2 separate regions of the Homo sapiens genome follow, and region 1 is linked to region 2. A link is a contact called in ENCODE Hi-C data. All regions are on one chromosome and are shown on one strand. Each heading gives the region's core, a stretch centred on a gene start or an enhancer-like site at or near the end of the contact. The rest is flanking DNA. Distances are from core to core; before and after follow the strand shown. Region 1 overlaps DHRSX (dehydrogenase/reductase X-linked). Region 2 overlaps DHRSX (dehydrogenase/reductase X-linked).

Evidence for each region. A loop is a pair of places that touch in the nucleus more often than their neighbours do. Pooled maps may share reads with other maps.
Region 1: a map of HepG2 shows a loop between it and region 2 (4-fold over the local background). The contact joins two enhancer-like sites. A Hi-C loop is called at or near these places in 4 of 168 maps with a recorded cell type or tissue (HepG2, Right ventricle myocardium inferior, gastrocnemius medialis and 1 more) and 6 of 50 pooled maps.

The regions. Positions count from the first base shown.
Region 1 is chrX:2,390,465-2,393,497 of GRCh38, reverse strand. All of the region lies in intron 3 of DHRSX (dehydrogenase/reductase X-linked), which reads left to right. Among named protein-coding and RNA genes, the nearest start is that of DHRSX, 110 kb to the left of the region's middle. RefSeq lists enhancers at 1-445, 1,129-1,693, 1,155-1,766. Within about 2 kb of position 1,482, at least 3 of the 41 ENCODE cell types and tissues checked have a DNase peak (open chromatin) inside an H3K27ac peak, as active enhancers do.
Region 2 is chrX:2,323,611-2,326,749 of GRCh38, reverse strand. The region is part of intron 3 of DHRSX (dehydrogenase/reductase X-linked); the gene reads left to right. All of the region lies in intron 1 of LOC124905239 (a long non-coding RNA gene), which reads right to left. Among named protein-coding and RNA genes, the nearest start is that of DHRSX, 180 kb to the left of the region's middle. Within about 2 kb of position 1,514, at least 14 of the 41 ENCODE cell types and tissues checked have a DNase peak (open chromatin) inside an H3K27ac peak, as active enhancers do.

The DNA.
Region 1 (3,033 bases), core at 233-2,732, 67 kb before region 2:
TGTCATGTGTGTGCAGGAGATGGGGAGGTCCCTGTGTGTCATGTGTGTGCACAGGAGATGGGGAGGTCCCTGTGTGTCATGTGTGCGCAGGAGATGGGGAGGTCGCTGTGTCTTGTGTGTGCACAGGAGATGGGAGGCGTCAACACACATTTCATGCTCACATTTCCATTCACTGTCCACACTGCACACTTGTACATGGTCAATGTCTAGACATTTATAGTTTGTTTATGTGTTATATTCATCTACTTTATATATATTCATATTTTAGGTTCATATATTTATTGTATACACATTTATATATTTGATCTATATTAATATTTTAGGTTTATATACTTACTATATATTTATTATTATAAAGCATATACATTAAATTATAATGTATTATTATATATGATGTATTATGTTCAATGTATATATTAAATACATAATGACATAATATGAATTTATATTATAATGTATATACATATGAATTCACATTCATATGTATGTTACATTTTGTAATGTATATATATTTTGTAACATATATTTGTAATATAAAATTATATACAAGATATACTTTGATATATTTTATTTATATATTTATATATAAAACATAATATAATATGCACAATACATTTTGTGTATATATAAAATATATATTACATAAATATATAATGATAACTATAAATTATATTTGTGTCATTATAAATAATTTATATTAAATATTTATGCTATTCTATAAATAGTATATATATTTAGTATATATTTTTATATCATACTTTATAATAAACACGAATTTATAATATATAAGTATAAACTATAGTTATTGGATGTTTAATTTTATGTATATATTATTTTATATATATCATACTATGTAACACATAATATATAATAAATATAATATATAATAAGCATATATCATAATATATAATATAAATAAACATTGTAACATATAATATATAATACATATATATCAGTATACAAAATATAAAATTAATATATACATAAAATTATATACCTACTTATTTTATTTTATTTTTTAAGAGACGTGAGTCTTGCTGTGTTGCCCGGGCTGGCTTTGCCTCTGGAACTCAAGCGATCCTCCCACCTCAGCCTCTCGAGGAGCTGGGACTACAGGCGTGCACCATCATTTCCTCCTAAAATTGTATGTGCTGCATATATAAAATGATAAATGCTTTACATATACTTTATGAAATTATATATGCTTTAGATAAAAGCAGAGGTTTCATAAAACTGAACTGTAACATGCATGGCATTTAAATCCCATTGAAGTGAAGGGCTGGGCTTGAGGGTAGCGTCACCCTCCCTGACCGTCATACCCATTTCCATTTCCCCAGGAAGGACCAGGATGCTTTGTTTAAGCAGCACGTTTGAATTGCTGGCATTGCCTGTGGCCTCCCTGTGGCGAGGGATGGTGAACGACAGCGTTTTCCCTCCTCCTTCCTCACCTTGCAAACCTCACTTCGTTGGATGCATAATTGCTGACTCATCCCCATGGATCGCCTTGGACTGTGTAGCAATCACTGCTCTTTTCACAGTCCCTCTTGAATTTCTTTCCTTTTTTTTTCTTTTAGTCGGAATTTCGCTCTGTCACCCAGGCTGGAGTGCAGTGGTGCAATCTTGGCCCACTGCAACCTTCACCTCCTGGATTCAAGCAATTCTCCTGCCTCAGTCTCCCCAGTAGCTGGGATTACAGGTGTGTCCCACCACACCCAGCTAATTTTTGTATTTTTAGTAGAGATGGGAATTTCACCATGTTGGTCAGGCTGGTCTCGAACTCCTGACCTCAGGTGATCTGCCCACCTCGGCCTCCCAAAGTGCTGGGATTACAGGAGTCCTCTTGAATTTCACTTAAGATGGGCTGGGTGCTTCGTGGCAGGCTTTTCACATCAGCCTTTGCATTTCTGGGTGTGACCCCTGTGTCTGCTGCCTTCTATATTCCTCTCTTACTTGGCAGGATTCCACCCCTAGGTGGGTTTATTTTTTCCCCCAGTCCCCTGCCTGCCTGAGAATTCCTACCTATGGCTCCTCCTGGGAAAGGGCTCTTGGCTGCGTCTTAAATCTTGGGTTATGCCTTGGTGCATACTGGTGTTGCACCAGTGGTGCAACGTTGCCGGCATCCCTTTTGCCTGAGGGCAGGTCACTTGTATTCTGTCTTGAAGGAACCTGACTTTTAAGGAGGGACGACCTGGAGAGTTTCTTTATTATTGAACTTCACTGACTCCCTGAGGATAGACTGATCCTGCCAAATTCTTGGGTCCCCAATAAAACAGCATTCCATGAAATAAAAAGTAAGAACAGATGGCACCAGGAATTCCACTGCTGGGTATATACCTCAAAGAATTGGAAACAGGGTCTCCAACAGATATTTGCACAAACCACGTTTGCAGCAGCAGTATTACTTACAATAACCCGAAGGTGGAGAGAAACTGTGTCCTTCCAGAAGCAAATGGATAAGCAGAATGTGGTATATCCAAACGGTGGAATATTACGCAGCCATAAAAAAGGAAGGGTATTCAGATGCATGCTGCGATGTGGGCTAACCTTGAGGACATTAATGCTAAGTGAAATAATCCAATCCTAAAAGGTGGAGAGAAACTGTGTCCCTCCACAGGCAGATGGATAAGCAAAATGTGGTGTATCCAAATGATGGAATATTACACAGCCATAAAAAAGGAAGGATATTCAGATGCATGCTGCAATGTGGGCTAACCTTGAGGACATTAATGCTAAGTGAAATAAACCAATCCCCAAAGGACAAATACTGTAGGATTCCACTCCTATGAGGTACACAGAGTACCTTTAAATTTTTAGAGACAGAAAGTAGAATGGGGTAGTTATAGGGGTTGGGCGAGGAAAAGGTGGGGACTTAATGTTTAATGGGAACAGAGTTTCCATTTGGCAAGATGAAAATATTTTGGAGATGCATGGCAGTGATGGCTACATAACAATATGAATGTATTTAATACCACTTTACTGTGTACGTAAAAATGGTTAAAATGCTAAACTTTATGTGATGTGTATTTTTCCACA
Region 2 (3,139 bases), core at 265-2,764:
TCCTTTGAGGGCAGAGAGGACACGGATTGCTTTGGGCATACTTCAAAATGCTACTGTCTCCCTAGGAATATTGCAAAGTGGTTACTTTCCCCCAATAACACACAACTGGATATTTCTTTGATCTTCACCCTGGGAACCTGGTGGAGCTCCCGGAGGTAAAATTTGTGAAAGTACAAGGTCCCCTCTAAGATGGGCCCCCAGAAGTTTTTCTGTTGTTGTTGTTTTTTGAGACAGAGTCTCGCTCTGTCACTCAGGCTGGAGTGCAGTGGTGCGATCTGGGCTCACTACAACCTCCACCTCCCAGGGTCAAGCAATTCTCCTGCCTCAGCCTCCCGAGTAGCTGGGATTACAGGTGCCTGCCACCACGCCCGGCTAATTTTTGTATTTTTAGTAGAGACGGGGTTTCACTATGTTGGCCAGGCTGGTCTCGAACTCCTGACCTCAGGTGATCTGCCCGCCTTGGCCTCCCAAAGTGCTGGGATTACAGGTGCGAGCCACCATGCCTGGCCAGGAGTTTTTAACTTACTTAGGCTTGTCCACTGTCAGCCTGCAGCTGTTTAATAATTACCCTGCAAATGTGTCCATCAGGTGCTGGCTCCAGCAGGAACTCCTAGACAAGCACAATTCCACTTGCCACCTGTCTGTCCAGTCTTCAGGCAGCATTTCGTCTTGTGATCTCTATTTTCTGATGGATCGCAGAGTTGCTGATTTTCAGTATGTTCTGCTCTTTGCCTATTGTGAGGATAGGAATTAAAATGCGCAAGCTCTCTACATGTTAGTGAAGTGGCTACGTTGTCTGGGGTATATACCCTGGGGTTCGTCATTGGGCATCAGGAAAATTTAGGACAAAGACACACACGAGGAGTTTAGGAGTGGAAGTTTAATCAGGAGAAGAGAAAGAGAAATGGTTTTCTCTATAGAGAAAGGGGTCTCCGAGCGGAAAGGACCAGCTGGCACCAAATGTGATGGATTTTATAGTCCAGTTTGAGGAGGCGGTGTCTCATTTACATAGAGCTCAGAGATTGGTTCCATCAAGCATGGCATTTACATAGCCCACAGGAAAGGCTGGTTGCCCACCCTAATCGTTTATGCAAATGGGCTTTGTAGTTGGTCGGGGCTCTCCGAGAGATTGGTTCCATCAAGCATGACATTTACATAGCCCACAGGAAAGGCTGGTTGCCCACCCTAATCGGTTATGCAAATGGGCTTTGTAGTTGGTCGGGGCTCTCGGTCCTGTTTTTCTTACTTTACATGTGGCTGACAAAGAGGAGGGAAGATGGAGCCACTGTCTTGAACGTGTCTAGTCTCTAGTTCCTGCTGGGAAGATGGAGCCGCCGTTTTGAATGTGTCTAGTCCCTAGTTCCTGCCGGGAAGATGGAACCGCCATCTTGAACGTGTCTAGTCCCTAGTTCCTGCCGGGAAGATGGAGCCGCCATCTTGAACGTGTCTAGTCCCTAGTTCCTGCCCGGAAGATGGAGCCGCCATCTTGAACGTGTCTAGTCGTTAGTTCCTCCCGGGAAGATGGAGCCGCCATCTTGAACGTGTCTAGTCCCTAGGTCCTCCCGACATTCACCCGTACAAGCTCCCAGCTGGCTTGTGTATGTCTGCAGCTCGACTTGACAGGCTGTTCATTGTTAGAAAATGACTTGGGGCTGCTTTTCGTTAAAGAGAAAAGCTGCCGGGCGCAGTGGCTCACACCTGTCATCCCAGCACTTTTGGAGGCTGAGGCGGGTGGATCATTAGGTCAGGGGTTCGAGACGAGCCTGACCAGTGAAACCGCGTCTCTACTAAAAAAAAAAAAAACAAAACAAAAATTAGCCGGGCTTGGTGGTGCGTACCTATAATGCCAGCTACTTAGGAGGCTGAGGCAGGCGAATTGCTTGAACCCGGGAGGCGGAGGTTGCAATGAGCGAACATCACGCCACTACACTCCAGCCTGGGCGACAGAGCGGGACTCCATCTCAAAAAAAAAAAAAAAAAGAAAAGAAAAAAGCCTTGCCGAGGACTCCCATACCCTTACTGTCTGCCTAAGTGATTTCTTCTTAACTCCTGTATCACTGGCAGACTCTGAGTTGCCTGTTGGGTGGAGTACTATATTGCCGAGTATCATGACTGTATTAGATGTGAGGGAGACAGTGTGAATAGGACATGGTCCCTGAAGAGCACAGAGCTTTCACCTGGGGCTGGGCGGAGCTTCTGTCCTATCCAGTGTTATGGAACCCTTGCAAGCACAGGTCAAGCAGCTCAAGGGCTGGAAGACGTGCACACAAAATCCAAGGGCAACGTTGGAAAGAGGTTTAGTGTTTCTTAGAAAAATGCCAGAAGGCTGAAGAAGTGGGGGCCCCGAGCAGCTCTGAAGGGTGTGTATGCAATTAAACTGAAGCCAAAGGCTGAGAGAGAGGAGTGAGAGCCGCCTACGGAGCTCTGTGCAGCTTCATCATAAACTCACAGACAGGCTTCATGCAGCGCCGTCTCAGTGCATTCAATGTTTGGATTCCACATGCATGCGTCCTCAACCCCCTTGCAATGCTGTTCTCCTTGGAGGGAAATGGGTCCTTCTTACCCTATCACATGCAGGTATCTGGTCTACCAGATAAATGTGTGAGAAATCACCAACAAAGCAGAAATTACTTTTAATTACAAAGCAGAGTCATCGTAAAACTTTGTGCAAAATCTTTTTTTTTTTTTTTTTCCAGACAGGGTCTCCATCTGTTACCCAGGCTGGAGTGCAGTGGTGTGATCATGGCTCACTGCAACTTCAACTTCCGAGGCTCAGGTGATCCTCACATCTCAGCCTCCCAAGTAGCTGGGATGACAGGTGTGCACCACCACACCCAGCTAATTTTTACTATCTGCTTAAGTCATTTCTTCTTAACCCCTGTATCATTAGAGGAGAAACCGGAAGCCCCTATTTTTGAAATTAGTAACCACCTATCACCTAAAATTCCTCTCATTACTGTGACGATAATGATGATTTTTTCGAGACCGGATCTCACTCTGTCACCCAGGCTGGAGTGCAGTGGTGTGACTGTGGCTCACGACAGCTTCAGCCTCCCGGGCTCGAGTGATCTTCCCACCACAGTGTCTAAAGTAGCTGGGGCTGTAGGTACGCATCATCATTCCCAGCTATGTATATATT